Linked DNA regions of Homo sapiens: regions 1 and 3 are each linked to region 2. Evidence: read pairs that join two places in POLR2A ChIA-PET (ENCODE). Cell type or tissue: OCI-LY7. All regions are shown on one strand. Each heading gives the region's core, and the rest is flanking DNA. Links, peaks and the distances in the headings are about the cores only.

The links. Peaks named below come from ENCODE experiments on the same cell type or tissue, not always from the same donor. Only the 100,000 strongest peaks of a DNase experiment are listed, where the experiment ranks them.
Region 1: POLR2A ChIA-PET joins it to region 2 with 8 read pairs; 3 of 35 experiments call an interaction of 5 or more read pairs at or near these places.
Region 3: POLR2A ChIA-PET joins it to region 2 with 6 read pairs; 2 of 35 experiments call an interaction of 5 or more read pairs at or near these places.

Annotation. Positions count from the first base shown.
Region 1 is chr7:152,592,494-152,597,456 of GRCh38, reverse strand. It overlaps LOC124901846 (small nucleolar RNA U13), which reads right to left and starts at 1,534; the gene lies at 1,427-1,534. It also overlaps the pseudogene RNA5SP250. In OCI-LY7, for the core only: no CTCF peak of the experiment used is centred there; no DNase peak of the experiment used is centred there.
Region 2 is chr7:152,457,954-152,462,916 of GRCh38, reverse strand. No RefSeq gene overlaps it. Among named protein-coding and RNA genes, the nearest start is that of LINC01003, 3.7 kb to the left of the region's middle. In OCI-LY7, for the core only: no CTCF peak of the experiment used is centred there; a DNase peak (open chromatin) is centred at 2,806.
Region 3 is chr7:152,152,629-152,157,591 of GRCh38, reverse strand. KMT2C (lysine methyltransferase 2C) reads left to right here. Exons shown (of 59, transcript NM_170606.3): 45 at 1,246-1,387; 46 at 1,535-1,682; 47 at 3,147-3,325; 48 at 3,446-3,582; 49 at 4,638-4,887. Among named protein-coding and RNA genes, the nearest start is that of GALNT11, 130 kb to the right of the region's middle. In OCI-LY7, for the core only: no CTCF peak of the experiment used is centred there; no DNase peak of the experiment used is centred there; H3K27ac peaks cover 335 bases.

The DNA.
Region 1 (4,963 bases), core at 660-4,659, 130 kb before region 2:
GCAACCTCTGCCTCCTGGGTTCAAGCAATTCTCCCGTCTCACCCTCCCAAGTAGCTGGGATTATAGGCACGCTCCATCATGCCCAGTTAATTTTTGTATTTTTAGTAGAGACGAGGTTTTGCCATGTGGCCAAGATGGTCTCGAAATCCTGACCTCAAATAATCCACCGGCCTGGGCCTCCCAAAGTGCTGGGATTACAGGTGTGAGCCACTGCACCCAGCCAGTTTTATTTTGTTCTGTTTTGATAGCAGAACTCCCTGTTACAACAGGAGCCTAAAGCAGCAATCTATTAGTTAGACTCTGGGGGCAAGTAATAACCACCAGCTCAGTGAAAGACCGCCTAGAATCCATTCACTGGCTTGGAGGCAGGAGGTGGGGTGAGAGTTTAGCATGAGGACAGCTGGCTCCTTCTCACATGTGACAGTCTTGTGAGCCTATTATGGGGTCTTCAAGCTCCATCAGGCAGAAGGGGGGCAGCTTCTGCTGGAAGGGGCACTCTGTGGGTTGGGGATACAGCAAGCTCCAGGTCATCCAGATCTTTCCGCATGGCCCCATCCAAGCCACTGGACCCTGTGGAGTCCTCCTTATGGGAGTCCTCCTGTTCACAAAATAGTGCATAGCCTGTCACAGACTGTAAACAGTACCCAGTGGCCAAAGCTGCATAGACCGGCAGCCGCACACTGCCATTGTTGGAGATTCCCATTCAGAAGAGTCAGAAATTCCCCAGTTCTTTGAAAACATCTTAAGCCAAAACTTAAGACTTATTGTCTCCAGTGTTGTTGTTGTTGTTGTCGTTTTCTGAGACGGAGTTTTGCTCTTGTCACCCAGGCTGGAGTGCAATGGCACAATCTTGGCTCACTGCAACCTCCACCTCCTAGGTTCAAGTGATTCTCCTGCTTCAGCCTCCCAAGTAGCTGGGATTACAGGCACCCGCCACCACACCTGGCTAACTTTGTATTTTTAGTAGAGATGGGGTTTCACCACGTTGGTCAGGCTGGTCTCCAGCTCCTGACCTCAGGTGATCTACCTGCCTCAGCTTCCCAAATTGCTGGGATTACAGGTGTGAGCCAACATGCCTGGCCAATTTTTTTTTTTTTTTTTTCCTGAGACAGAGTCTCACTATGTCGCCCTGGAGTGCAGTGGTCTGATCCTGCCTCACTACAACCTCCGCCTCCTGGGGTTCAAGTGATTCTCCTGCCTCAGCCACCTGAGTAGCTGGGATTCCAGGCACCTGCCACCACATCCAGGTAATTTTTATATTTTTAGTAGAGACGGGGTTTCACCATGTTGTCCAGGCTGGTCTCAAACTCCTCACCTCAAGTCATCTGCCTGCCTTGGCCTCCCAAAGTGCTGGGATTACAGGTGTGAGCCACCACAACTGGCATCCAGTGTAGTTATTTATTTATTTATTTATTTATTTATCCAAGGTCAGGTCCAGGGTAATGTGCCAACATCGTAACAAGGTTCAGAGGGTGGCACATCCCACACGTGCACGTGAACACCCAGTCATCGTGCTCGGGAACTACAGGGGCCTCCAGTGTATCTAAATGCAGCCAAACAACGCGCCAAGTTTAACCTTCTTGTTTCCATCCCATTCCATGGCTGTCCCCTTTCATTCCGCACAAAGCCTTGCCTTCAATGGATGTGACAGTCCAGGTCACGACAAAGTCCTCACTGAAGTGACACTTTTGCCCCTGGTGCTCACCCTTCTACACGAAATGCATTCTCTCTGTGTTCAGACCCACTCATTTCAGATAACAAACTTCATATCCCGCTTTTCCTGAAGGTCTGTTGCTTGGGACCACTCCTGGTACCAATGTGTAAGGGTCAGGATTTTTAGTTACCAAAAACAAAACTCAGAACAGAATTCACCATGGCTAATTTAAGCAGAAAAAGACAGACACACAAAAGATTTGCTAAAGATCTCAGGTTGGCCGGGCGCGGTGGCTCATGCCTGTAATCCCAGCACTTTGGGAGGCCGAGGCGGGTGGATCACGAGGTCAGGAGATTGAGACCATCCTGACTAACATGGTGAAACCCCGTCTCTACTAAATGTACAAAAAATTAGCCGGGCGTGATGGCGGGCGCCTGTAGTCCCAGCTACTTGGGAGGCTGAGGCAGGAGAATGGTGTGAACCCGCAAGATGGAGCTTGCAGTGAGCCGAGATCACTGCACTCCAGCCTGGGCAACAGAGCGAGACTCCGTCTCAAAAAAAAAAAAAAAAAAAAGACCTCAGGTAACTCACAAGCTCAACCCCCCTTGAGAGGGGTCGGAAGAAAGGCGTTGAGGCTGAGCTTCCTGTGGCAACTCTCAGGACCATGGCCACAGCCACAGCCACAGCCTATCCCGAGACCTGAACCCAGGGGCGTGACTTTCCTGCAAGCATAGCTGAACCCAACATGGGCCCTCAGAGACTCACTCTTGCCACTGCTGCTGCCCCCAGCAGCCAGGTGTCACCACCACTAGCAGTACCAGCAGAGCAGGATCTGTGCACAGAGCCTCTCCCGTCAACCAGTCCCTGTCACGCGAAAGCTTAACACAGGTGCATCCGAGGGGTGTGAGCTGGGAAGCGTGTCCATGTCTCCTGGCAGAGAGGCTAGGAGTCTCTAGGAGTCTGAGTTCACACTTCTTTTTTTTTTCCAGAAGGTGTCTTGCTCTGTCACCCAGGCTGGAGTGCAGTGGCACAATCTCGGCTCACTGCAACCTCTGCCTCCTGGTTTCAAGTGATTCTCCTGCCTCAGCCTCCCAAGTAGCTAGGATTACAGGCATGCACCACCATGCCCAGCTAATATTTGTATTTTTAGTAGGACGGGGTTTCACGATGCTGGCCAGGCTGGTCTTGAACTCCTGATCTCAAGTGATCATCCTGCCTTGGCCTCCCAAAGTGCTGGGATTACAGGCGTGAGCCACTGCACCCAGCCGTGAATTCACACTTCTTGGTAGGGAAGGCAGAGTTCATAACATGGAAATTTAACTGGAGAAAGGTACCCAGAGGGTGATGGGAAACCTCAGTGGGACAAAGGCCCACTCACATGATGGAGCTGAAATGGTCATGTTAGCCTATTGGGTCTAGTTGTGGTCAGGTCTTGTCATTCCTTAGAAGACAGCATGTGGGAAGGGGGTACCTCAGGGTTTCTGCGTCTCCCCAGCAGTGCATTGTGAGAGTTCTGTGTCTGAGACAATTCATCTGTACCTGAGAAATCTTACCTAGCACATCTTAAAGTCCCAGAGTTCTAATACCGTATATTTCTTTTCATGTAAATCCATGATACCGCAGCCGGGCGCGGTGGCTCAAGCTTGTAATCATAGCACTTTGGGAGGTCGAGCCAGGTGGGTGGATCACCTGAGGTCAGGAGTTCAAGACGAGCCTGGCCAACATGGCGAAACCCCGTCTCTACTAAAAATACAAAAATTAGCCAGGCGTGGTGGTGCATGCCTGTAGTCCCAGCTACTTGGGGGGCTGAAGCAGGAGAATTGCTTGAACCCAGGAGGCGGAGGTTGCAGTGAGCTGAGATTGCACCACTGCACTCCAGCCTAGGCAACATGAGACTCTGTCTCAAAAAAAAAAAAAAAAAAAAATCCATAATATTGCAATTGTGATTGGAAGAAACATTATCCTAGCCAGGCACAGTGGCTCACACTGGTAATCCCAGCACTGTGGGAGGCTGAGGCAGGTGGATCATTTGAGCTCAGAAATTCAAGACCAGCCTGGGCAACATGGCAAAACCCCATCTCCACAAAAATTACAACAAAAAATCAGCTGAATATGGTGGCACGCACCTGTAGTCCTAGCTACTCAGAAGGCTGAGGTGGGAGGATCAACTGAACCAGGAGGTTGAGGCTGCAGTGAGCGGTGATTGCACCACGGCACTCCAGCCTACGCAACAGAGGGAGACCCTGTCTCAAAAAAAGAGAAGAAGAAATAAAGAAGCATCAACCCACTATTTGCACTGGTCACTGTCCCTGGAACTGTCCAAAGCAGGCCCTGACCTTCCCTGTAGGAGTTTGAGTAACAGCAATAGTTCCTAGCTAGGAACACTTGGGAAATATGTAAATATGTAAGGCAGCCGGGCGCGGTGGCTCATGCCTGTAAGCCCAGCACTTTGGGAGGCCAAGGCGGGTGGATCATTTGAGGTCAGGAGTCCAAGACCAGCCTGACCAACATGGTGAAGCCCCGTCTCTACTAAAAATACAAAAATTAGCTGGGTGTGGTGGTGGGCACCTGTAATCCCAGCTACTCAGGAGGCTGAGGCAGGAGAATCGCTTGAACCTGGGAGGCAGAAGTTTCAGTGAGCTGAGATCGCGCCACTGCACTCCAGCCTGTGTGATGGAATAAGACTCCATCTCAAAAAAAAAAAAAAAAAAATCTCCCGCCATACCACCCTGAATGCACCCGATCTAGTCTGATCTGGGAAGCTAAGCAGGGTCAGGCCTGGTTAGTACGTGGATGGGAGACTGCCTGGGAATACTGGGTGCTGTAGGTGTGGCCTGGCACGGTGGCTCACACCTGTAAATCCCAGCACTTTGGGAAGCCAAGGCAGGTGAATCACCTGAGGTCAGGAGTTTGAGACCAGCCTGGCCAACATGGTGAAACCCTGTCTCTACTAAAAATACAAAATTTAGCCGGGCGTCGTGGCAGGCGCCTGTAATCCCAGCTATTCTGAAAGAAAAAAAAAGAAAAAGAAAAGAAAAGTAAGGCAAATGAACCAGTCCATCATTAGCATCACCTTCCCGGAGCATTTAGTCACGGGAGTTTCTGTTGATGGGGCATCAGAGGTCATGATAACGATGGGAGGAACAACCTGGAACACTGAGCCAGGCCGTTTTCCTAGAGACCCACAGCCGGGATTCCACGTGTAGGTGTACAACAAATGCGCCAACATGACATTAGAGTTTCTGGGAAGCATGAAAGGGATGAGAGAGATGAATGCATGAACTCACAGAGGCAAGGGACATTCAATGG
Region 2 (4,963 bases), core at 553-4,552:
TCCTGCCTCAGCCTCCCAAATAGCTGGGAGTACAGGCGCCCACCACCATGCCCAGCTAATTTTTGCATTTTTAGTAGAGACGGGGTTTCTCCATGTTGGTCAGGCTGGTCTCGAATTCCTGACCTCAGGTGATCCGCCCGCTTCGACCTCCCAAAGTGCTGGGATTACAGGCGTGAGCCACTGCGCCCGGCCTACTTTTAGTTTATGCAGTATTCTGGCGATTTAAAGTTTGTATTTTTTTTTTAATTTTCTGAGCTCGTTTTGTAAATGGCTGCTCTTGAACGTAAGGATAAATTGACTGATGAGGCTGAGGTTTGGAGCCAATCCCCGCACAAGGCATTTGGCATCAAACACGAGAAACCCTTGGCTATTCAAATGAGGAAACTCAAGTAACTTTCCCAGGGTCACTAAAGTCGGAGACCTCAAACGTGGACCCAGGTCAGGCTCCAGAGGTCCACCAGGACGACCCATCATGGCTCATGAATGTATCCGTAAAAATGGCAGAACTGCTCTTTCCAGCTGCCTTCCTACCTATCATGGGGGTCCTAACCGAGCTCCCCATCATGACATTCAAGGCCTACCTTATAGGATCCCTGCCTTACAGGAGCAGTTTCAGTGCAGCAGGCACACTGACCACCTTTCTGCCAAGACCTTTTTGCCAGAGGGCCTTTGCACTTGAATTTCTTTAGACTTTTCGCCTGGCTTAGCTCGTCTGTCACCTTGGGGAGGCATTTTTCTTTCTTTCTTTGTTTCTTTCTCCTTTTTTTTTTTTTGAAACGGAGTCTTGCCCTGTCGCCCAGGCTGGAGTGCAATGGTGCGATTTCAGCTCACTGCAACCTCCGCCTTCCAGGTTTAAGCGATTCTCCTGCCTCAGCCTCCTGAGTAGCTGTGATTACAGGCACGTGCCACCAACCCTGGCTAATTTTTGTATTTTTAGTAGAGATGGGGTTTCACGATGTTGGCCAGGCTGGTCTCAAACTCCTTCACCTCAGCTTACAGGTGTGAACCACTGGGCCCAGCCTCTCCTCTCTTCCCTGCTCCCCTCCCCTCCCCTTCCCTCTTCTCTCTCTTTTCTTTATTTTTCTTTCTTTCTTCCTTTCTTCCTTCGTTTCTTCGTTTCTTCCTCCTTTCCTTTCCTTTTCCTTTTTTTGAGATGGAGTCTCACTCTGTCGCCCATGCTTGGCTCACTGCAACCTCTGCCTCCCAGGTTCAAGTGATTCTCCTGCCTCAGCCTCCCTAGTAGCTGGGATTACAGGTGCCTGCCACCACACCCAGCTAATTTTTGTATTTTTAGTAGAGACAGGGTTTCGCCATGTTGGTCAGGCTGGTCTCGAACTCCTGACCTCAAGTGATCTGCCCACCTCAGCCTCCCAAAGTGTTGGGATTACAGGCATGAGCCACTGCACCTGGCCTCTTTTTCTTTTTTCTTTCTTTCTCTTTCTTTCTCTTTCTTTCTTTTTTTTTTTTTTTTTTTTTTTTTTTTTTGAGACAGGGTCTCTCTCTGTTGCCAAGGCTCCAAGGCTGGAGTGCAGTGGTGCAATCTCGGCTCACTACAGCTTTGACCTCCTGGGCTCAAGTGATCCTCCCACCTCAGCCTCCCAAGTAGTGGGGACTACAGGTATGCACCACCACACCTGGCTAATTTTTTTAATTTTAATTTAATTTAATTAATTTATTTATTTTGAGACAGAGTCTTGCTCTTTCACCCAGGCTGGGGTGCAGTGGCATGATCTCGGCTCACTGCAACCTCCACCTCCTGGGTTCAAGTGATTCTCCTGTTTCAGCCTCCCAAGTAGCTGGGATTACAAACACCCACCATGGTGCCCAGTTAATTTTTGTATTTTTAGTAGAGACGGGGTTTCACCATGTTGGCCAGTCTGGTCTTGAACTCCTGAGCTCTACCTGCTTTGGCCTCCCAAAGTGCTGGGATTACAGGCATGAGCCATGGCACCCAGCCAATTTTTTTTGTCTTTTTTTTTTTTTTTGTGGAGTCTGGGTTTCACATGGTGAAACCCCAGGCTGGTCTCAAACTCCTGGGCTCAAGTGATCCACCCACCTCGGCCTCCCAAAGTGCTAGGATTCCAGGCTTGCACCCCCTCGCCTGGCCTGGGGGAGGCATTTCTGACATTGTACCTAAAGTACCTTTCCCCGCTCCCTATCATATCACCGTGTTTTCCTCAGAGCTCTTGGCACAGTCTGAAATCATTGTTTACTTACTTATTATGGTCTGTTCTCCTTCATCTCCCTTCCACCATTAAGATGTGAGCTGCTGGACACAGGGGCCTTTTCGGTGTTTTTTCTGAACTGTATCTTCAGGGCACAAGGTGAGTGCTCAACAAATCGTTGATGAACAAATGAACAGGTACATTTGCTGTGACCAAATGGACTAACCAAACTGTCCTTCCCTTTGGATTCTGCCACAATTGTATAGACATACCTATAAGTAAGAAAGTTGGGAGAATAGCTATTTTGTTTTTAAATATTTTGTGTTTCTTTGATTCGTGTACTTTATTTCCTGCAATTTTTGAAAACAAATTAGCAACTTTAATTTGTAACAAAAGGATTAAATAAATATCCTCCCCCCCTTTTTTTTTAATCCTGCTATTTCGTGACAAGGAGAGTGGGAAGGCCATTGTCCCAAGGCCACTGTGTTGCCTACTTTTTTTCCAGCTGTTCACAGAATGTAGCCACTGGCCTTGCCCTCACCCTGGCCCCAGGTGGGCAGATAGTTGGCAGGCAGCCCCTTTCTCCAGAGCAGTCTCAGAGGCTCTCTGCTTGGCAGAGGTTTAGAGTGGGGGAAGGGAAGAACTACTGGTTCAGTGTGACCATCCCTGCGGCTCAGCTGCAGCCTCTGCAGTGGTTAAGTGTCATCCCCTCAGGGCAAAAAAGCAGAACATAAGAAGGCCTCTCTTAGCCTCCTCCTTCCTCCCCCTCAAACATACTTCTGGGTTCTGTTCATCAGCTAGATCACAGTCTGATCTTTATCCGGAACCTTTGCACGTGGGGCCCCTTCCACATGCTGAGGCCAAGAGAACCCTAGGTCAGTTGCTGGAGACTTGTAATTTAGTCCTAACTGGCCCCCAATAGGTAATGTATGCTGGGCAAGGTCTAATATCCTCTCTGGGTCTCAGTGACATCATCTGTCTTTGCCTATGTTGTTTATTCAGAGTTTTAAGGATACGGTATAGACGTCTCAGATTTTAGCTGCTAAAAACTATCAGTTCCAAACAAGAATCCTGAGGCTTCCCCTTAGGGCCACAGAGAGGCTGCCAGTAGCAGCAGAAGCCAGTGCTTCCTAATGTATGTTCAGCAGGAGAGAGTGTACTTCTGTTCCGGCATTCCAGTTCAGAGCCCCCAAGTCACCCAATGACTATGGCCAGAAGAATGGAAAGTGTCGATCAGAGTACATCCTTGGAGCAGGGGTGGTGTCGCCTTCTCCATTAAGTGTGTATGTAACTGAAATCTCAATACATTTACGCAGCGGGATGGAGGACAATGCTGAGTAGGTATTCAACAATGCTCTGGACTGGCGCGGTGGCTCACGCCTCTAATCCCAGCACTTTGGGAGGCTGAGGCGTGCAGATCACCTGAGGTCAGGAGTTGGAGACCAGCCTGACCAACGTGGTGAAACCCTGTCTCTACTAAAAATACAAAATTAGCCAGGCATGATGGACGCCTGTAATCCCAGCTATTTGGGAGGCTGAGACAGGAGAATCACTTGAACCTGGGAGGCGGAGGTTGCAGTGAGCCGAGATTGCGCCACTGCACTCCAGCCTGGGCAACAAGAGTGAAACTCCATCTCAATAAATAAATAAATAAATACATAAATAAATAAATAAATAAATAACAATGCCTCGTGAGTAACTGGCACAGTGCAGGACATATCGCATAGCTGATGTTAGCCATTGCTATTGGCAGCAAAGATAACACGTTGTGGGAGAATCAGCCTGGCACCAAGTCATTCTCTCAGGTCCCTAATCTGCCACTAACTACTGTCTTAGTGATGTCAGACAAATTATGGAAATTATACAATTTTAGAAGTGGAAGAGTTCTTAGAGGTCACAGGGCTCAATCCTTCATTGGACAGACTTGGAAACTGATACCCAGAGACAACAGTCTGAGTCTCAGTTTCTTCCTTTGTGAAGTGAGGCTAATAATACTGGTCATGTCTACCCTTGATGTTATGATGAGGATCAAATGAGGTACTGTTTATGTATAAGGCTTGGAAATGCTATTCTTTTTTTTTTTTTTTTTTTTTTTGAGACAGAGTCTCGCTCTTGCTGCCCAGGCTGGAGTACAGTGGTGCGATCTCGGCTCACTGCAATCTCCACCTCCCAGGTTCAAGCGATTCCCCTGCCCCAGCCTCCCAAGCAGCTGGGATTACAGGTGTCCACCACGCCTGGCTAATTTTTATATTTATAGTAGAGATGGGGTTTCACCATGTTGGCCAGGCTGGTCCTGAACTCCTGACCTCAGATGATCCACCCGCCTCGGCCTCCCAAAGTATTGGGATTACAGGTGTGAGCCACCGCCCCCGCCTGGAAATGCTATTCTTATGGGAAGCATTTTATTTGTGTTATTATTAATGTAGTAATTATGCCTCATTAAGGGGAGAAATGGAGAGTGCCTTCAAAGGATAAGCTTACTTGGTTCAAAATGAATAATGGCACTTGAGAGTGTGTGGTGTGTGTGTGTGTGTTCGTGTTCTTGTTAAGATGGGGAAGGTGTAGTTGAGACATGGCCCTTCGTGTACCATTAAGGAGTGGCATAGGGAATTGTTCTTAGGATGAAAGAGATTGGTGTGGTAGTTGGCTATAAATTGAAGTTGTCTCTCCTTGACTGACATTTGAGGAGAGTTGCTGACCTGGTAGGGCAAATCAAGTACTAGGAAAAGGCAACCTCTTAGAGAGAAATCGCATTAGGCCTTTCTTTGCCTTGCTATAAAGAAATACCTGAGACTGGG
Region 3 (4,963 bases), core at 660-4,659, 310 kb after region 2:
AAACATTTGAAGTTGTTTTTATAGGTAAGAATACAAATTGCAAGAAATATCTATTATGTACTTCCATGGTAGTGGAAATCCTTATTTCCTTATAACCTTTATTAACACTTAAAATGAATTCAAAAATCATTGTAAATGGTGGGGATTTAAAAAAAGTAGTAGTTTACCTTGAAAAATGAAATTAAACAATTTTAAGTATATCTAATAATTTAGGTATTAATTACAAGTAATTCCTAGACTATTGTAGGTTTTTTTTTTTTTTTTGAGACAGGGTCTCGCTCTGTCACCCAGGCCAGATTGCAGTGGTGCAATCTCAGCTCCCTGCAATCTCTGCCTCCCAAATTCAAGCAATTCTAGTGCCTCAACCTACCAAGTAGCTGGGACTACAGGCATGCACCACCACACCCTGAGGTCAAGGCTGCAGTGAGCATGATTGTGCCATTGCCCTCTACCTCTAGCTTGGGTGACAGAGCAAGTCTCTGTCTCCAAAAAGAAAAAAAAAAAACTATCTTAACTCATAAGCTGTTCTCCAACCTTATTTTATCATCCTCATGAAATTCTTTATCTTTGCAAAATTTGTAATTTGACTTTGCACTTGATTTGCATGGTGTTATTGGTAGATTCCAAGTCTCTCCTTGAGAGACTAATCAGTAAATGACAAATTGGTGATAACTGTTAAGCTGGGAGAGGTGTCTGAAGAGGAACTACATTAATGATTTAGTTACTTTAGTAGTAGCATTAGTACTGTTGCTTCTTTTAAAGGTCTTAGTCAATCCAGATTCTCATATCTCGGATGTGAGTTGTATTACAAGTTTAAGACCAGAAATTCTTAAGTTTTTCATAGAACTAGGGCATATCTTAATGAGAACTTAAAGGATATTTTGATAATATTTTGCAATTTCTTGATTGCATTTTAAAGTTATCCTTCACTAGCTATAACCACGAAACTTGAAGAATTGCATAAATAAAATCAGGTAGAAAGGAAATTAGCTTCTTAATTTCAGAGCTTAAGTAGTCAAGCTGGGTAAAGTAAGCAAGTTGGTATGTCCATAAAATCACGAGTATCTGTTCCACTAAGAAGCCTCCTGGCCTTGTAGGTATTGTTTTCTTGGTGTGCAAGATACATCTTGATTACATTTCTGTAGCCTTGCTTCTATGTGCAAAAAATTCACAGAACTACGTTTTAGCAAGGTCATTGCATATTCGCTCAGTAGCATATAATTTAAATTTTTTGGTCTCCTGCAGCAGAATAATTTAAGTAATCCTCCAACACCCCCTGCCTCTCTTCCTCCTACACCACCTCCTATGGCTTGTCAGAAGATGGCCAATGGTTTTGCAACAACTGAAGAACTTGCTGGAAAAGCCGGAGTGTTAGTGAGCCATGAAGGTATGATTATAGCCTCCAAATTTCACACCTCGGAGAAATGTGCCTCTGCCAGTTGTGTATTGTGAAATGGCAATAGAATTGTAAAGTTCTACCCATTTATCAATATTGACTGAATGTATTTATGGTTTTGTGTTTTTGCTTTTCCAGTTACCAAAACTCTAGGACCTAAACCATTTCAGCTGCCCTTCAGACCCCAGGACGACTTGTTGGCCCGAGCTCTTGCTCAGGGCCCCAAGACAGTTGATGTGCCAGCCTCCCTCCCAACACCACCTCATAACAATCAGGAAGAATTAAGGTACAGGTTATTTTTTTCTCAAATAATTCTTAGTTATTTCTTCTTTTAAAAAAAATAAATGTATGTATGTGGCATAATGTCTTTAGGAATAGCATGTAAAAACATTTGAAGAGTACAATTTGGTGAATAATCTTCAGGATTTAAAGTTTATAAGACATTGTTACCATTAAACATAATTAGTTTGCATTTTTTTAAGCCTACATCATATAGAGAGTTAAATAATCTAATAGACAGTTAAGTATTAGATTATTTAATCTAATTAAATAATCTAATAGACATGAAGGTAGTGGAAAATCTCCATGCAACATATTTCAGAAATCATTGTCCTTTAAAGGGTATTAATGTGATTTATTGGGTTTATTGTTGTTTGTAGATGTCTAAAATGAAAGAGCAGAAGTTGCTATATCAGAGAACGCCGTCGTGGAAGAGAGTTTAAGAACTGTCTGGGGTTTGATGTCTTTGTGTCAGTTCTTTAACTGTAAGATTCTAATTGGGGAGAATCAAGTTCCCTTAGTAGATGATCGCTAGCCAACTCTTTAGATCCAGAGGGTTCTTACAACTTCATCAAATAATTATCTCTTCTTTGGAAAATCTGCCCACTACCCTCTATTTGATGAGACATTTATTTAACCTAAGTCCCTTACTTTATTAATGGGGAAACTTTGGACCGAAGTGGAGAATAATCTGTCCCAATTGAGGATCCAGGTCCTCTTTCTACTGTACCTCAGTAGGCCAGCCTTTCTTGGGTCTCCTGCATGACAGCTACTTCTCTGCGTGAGGAGTGGGAGACAGCAGTTCCACAGGGTTGTGGAACTTAGTCTGAGACCTCACAATTGGCCTGGTAGACTCAAACTTGAACTCAACAGAAGGGACCAGTCTTTTGTTTTTCTCACCTCACTTTATCAGTTAAGAAAAATAAGGGCCGATCAAGTCAATGGCTAAGTTTTCTCCCATCTTGCCAGTGTAAAGAGCAGCAGTAGGACAGCTGTTTTCCCAGTCAGGTGAATGCAGGTGTGACCATTGCATATGTGTTGGACTTCTCTTTCCTTTTTTTTTTGTCTTTTTAAAGTTTTCCTTTTTTATTGTTAAATCCAACCAGCAGCTCTTTCCTTTTCAAGCTGCAGGAGTGCTGCCCTAGGCTCAACGATCTGGGATTTTGAAAAGGTGCTTTCATGCTCTCTATGTTACATGCTAATCAGAACATCTTCCTCTTTGGCAGGTCTTCAAACTTTGGTGCTGAAGCTTTCGTTAAAAGGAAACATACCATTTAAATTATTTTGTAACTAAATATTGTTCTTGTATTTTTTTCCCAGTGTGGCTCTGAGCTGATTCATTTGCTGCTCATCGTATAGGTGCTGCCCAGAGTATCCTTACAGCTGTATTCACAGATGTCAGCAGGGTTGGTACAGGAAGCCCCCAGTGGTGGATTTGCAGACTTTGATGTGTGTGTTTATGTTTTTTCAGGATACAGGATCACTGTGGTGATCGAGATACTCCTGACAGTTTTGTTCCCTCATCCTCTCCTGAGAGTGTGGTTGGGGTAGAAGTGAGCAGGTATCCAGATCTGTCATTGGTCAAGGAGGAGCCTCCAGAACCGGTGCCGTCCCCCATCATTCCAATTCTTCCTAGCACTGCTGGGAAAAGTAAGAACAACACTTAACCTTATTATTTCCCTTTACACTACGCCAATTTACTAATGTAAATATTTTGATTTTGAAAATCCATTAACACTATTTTCCTCTTTTTTTTCTCTCTTTTTAAAGGTTCAGAATCAAGAAGGAATGACATCAAAACTGAGCCAGGCACTTTATATTTTGCGTCACCTTTTGGTCCTTCCCCAAATGGTCCCAGATCAGGTCTTATATCTGTAGCAATTACTCTGCATCCTACAGCTGCTGAGGTAAAAGATTAAATGACTTCTTAATGTTAAACAGTATGTCCCCAATTTTCAAAGATGGGTCAGGTGTCTACCATAAAACACACACAAACAGGATCACTGAGGATAAAGGGTCAGAGAGCAGAGCTGATGCTCACTGCAGACCTCTCAGCTGCCTTTGAGTGCCATCGTTTGTCATTGAATTGGTCTCAGCCTACGTCAAGTAAAAAGGGAAATTAGAGCTCACATTTTCTTATTAAAGGATGTATACTTTAGAGAACTCTTTTTTTTTTTTTTTTTTTAATAGAGACACAGTCTCCTTCTGTTGCCCAGGCTGGAGTGCAGTGGCACAGTCATAGCTCACTGCAGCCTCAAACTTACTGGGCTCAAGTAATCCTTCTGCTTTAGCCTCCTCAGTAGCTGGGACTACATGTGTGAGCCATCATGTCCATCTCAGAAAAAACTTCTTTGTAACTGTTAACAGAGAAGAAAATTAAGCAATGAAAAAGAACTTTATCAACAGTAATAGTTTTGCAGAAGCAATAGAAATGTTCTTCAAGTAGCATCTGCTTATATCAAACATAAGTAATTTCCTGAGGATTTTTTATTTTTTTAACTCTGAATTCTGTGAAGACATTTCAGTAGAGACCAAACTAGAAGTCCAATGATGTGATATTTTGGTTATCAACAAAATACAGCAGTAGCAAGACCTTTGTCTGTTCTTACGGGTTGTGTCAGAGCTGGAGGGAAGCCCCTGGAAGTAAGCTTTCTGACCACCTGTAGGAACTGACGGGGTCTGTCAGATGTTACAATATCTAAAATAGTTTAATGTGTTACTAGATATTTAATGTTAATTGGAATCCCTTTATGAGGATTTCTGTTTATAAATTTCTTTTTTTGGATATTAGTTCGTTAGAGCTAATTTTTTTCCTGAGGTTCTTTAAGTCTAAATAAAATTTGTTGGATTTTCTTAGAATCTATGTATCATGCAAAGAGGATTTATCCTAAGTGTGTATTTTTCTTCAGTGGTTCACTGTTGCCTTCTGGGTGAATAATACAGCATTTGCATTTGGTTTTAGAACATTAGCAGTGTTGTGGCTGCATTTTCCGACCTTCTTCACGTCCGAATCCCTAACAGCTATGAGGTTAGCAGTGCTCCAGATGTCCCATCCATGGGTTTGGTCAGTAGCCACAGAATCAACCCGGGTTTGGAGTATCGACAGCATTTACTTCTCCGTGGGCCTCCGCCAGGATCTGCAAACCCTCCCAGATTAGTGAGCTCTTACCGGCTGAAGCAGCCTAATGTACCATTTCCTCCAACAAGCAATGGTGAGCTAGTGAGCTTTTTGTTAACCCCAAATCCATTCCTGATTCAAAAGTTAAGCTTACTCTTTGAGATACTGAT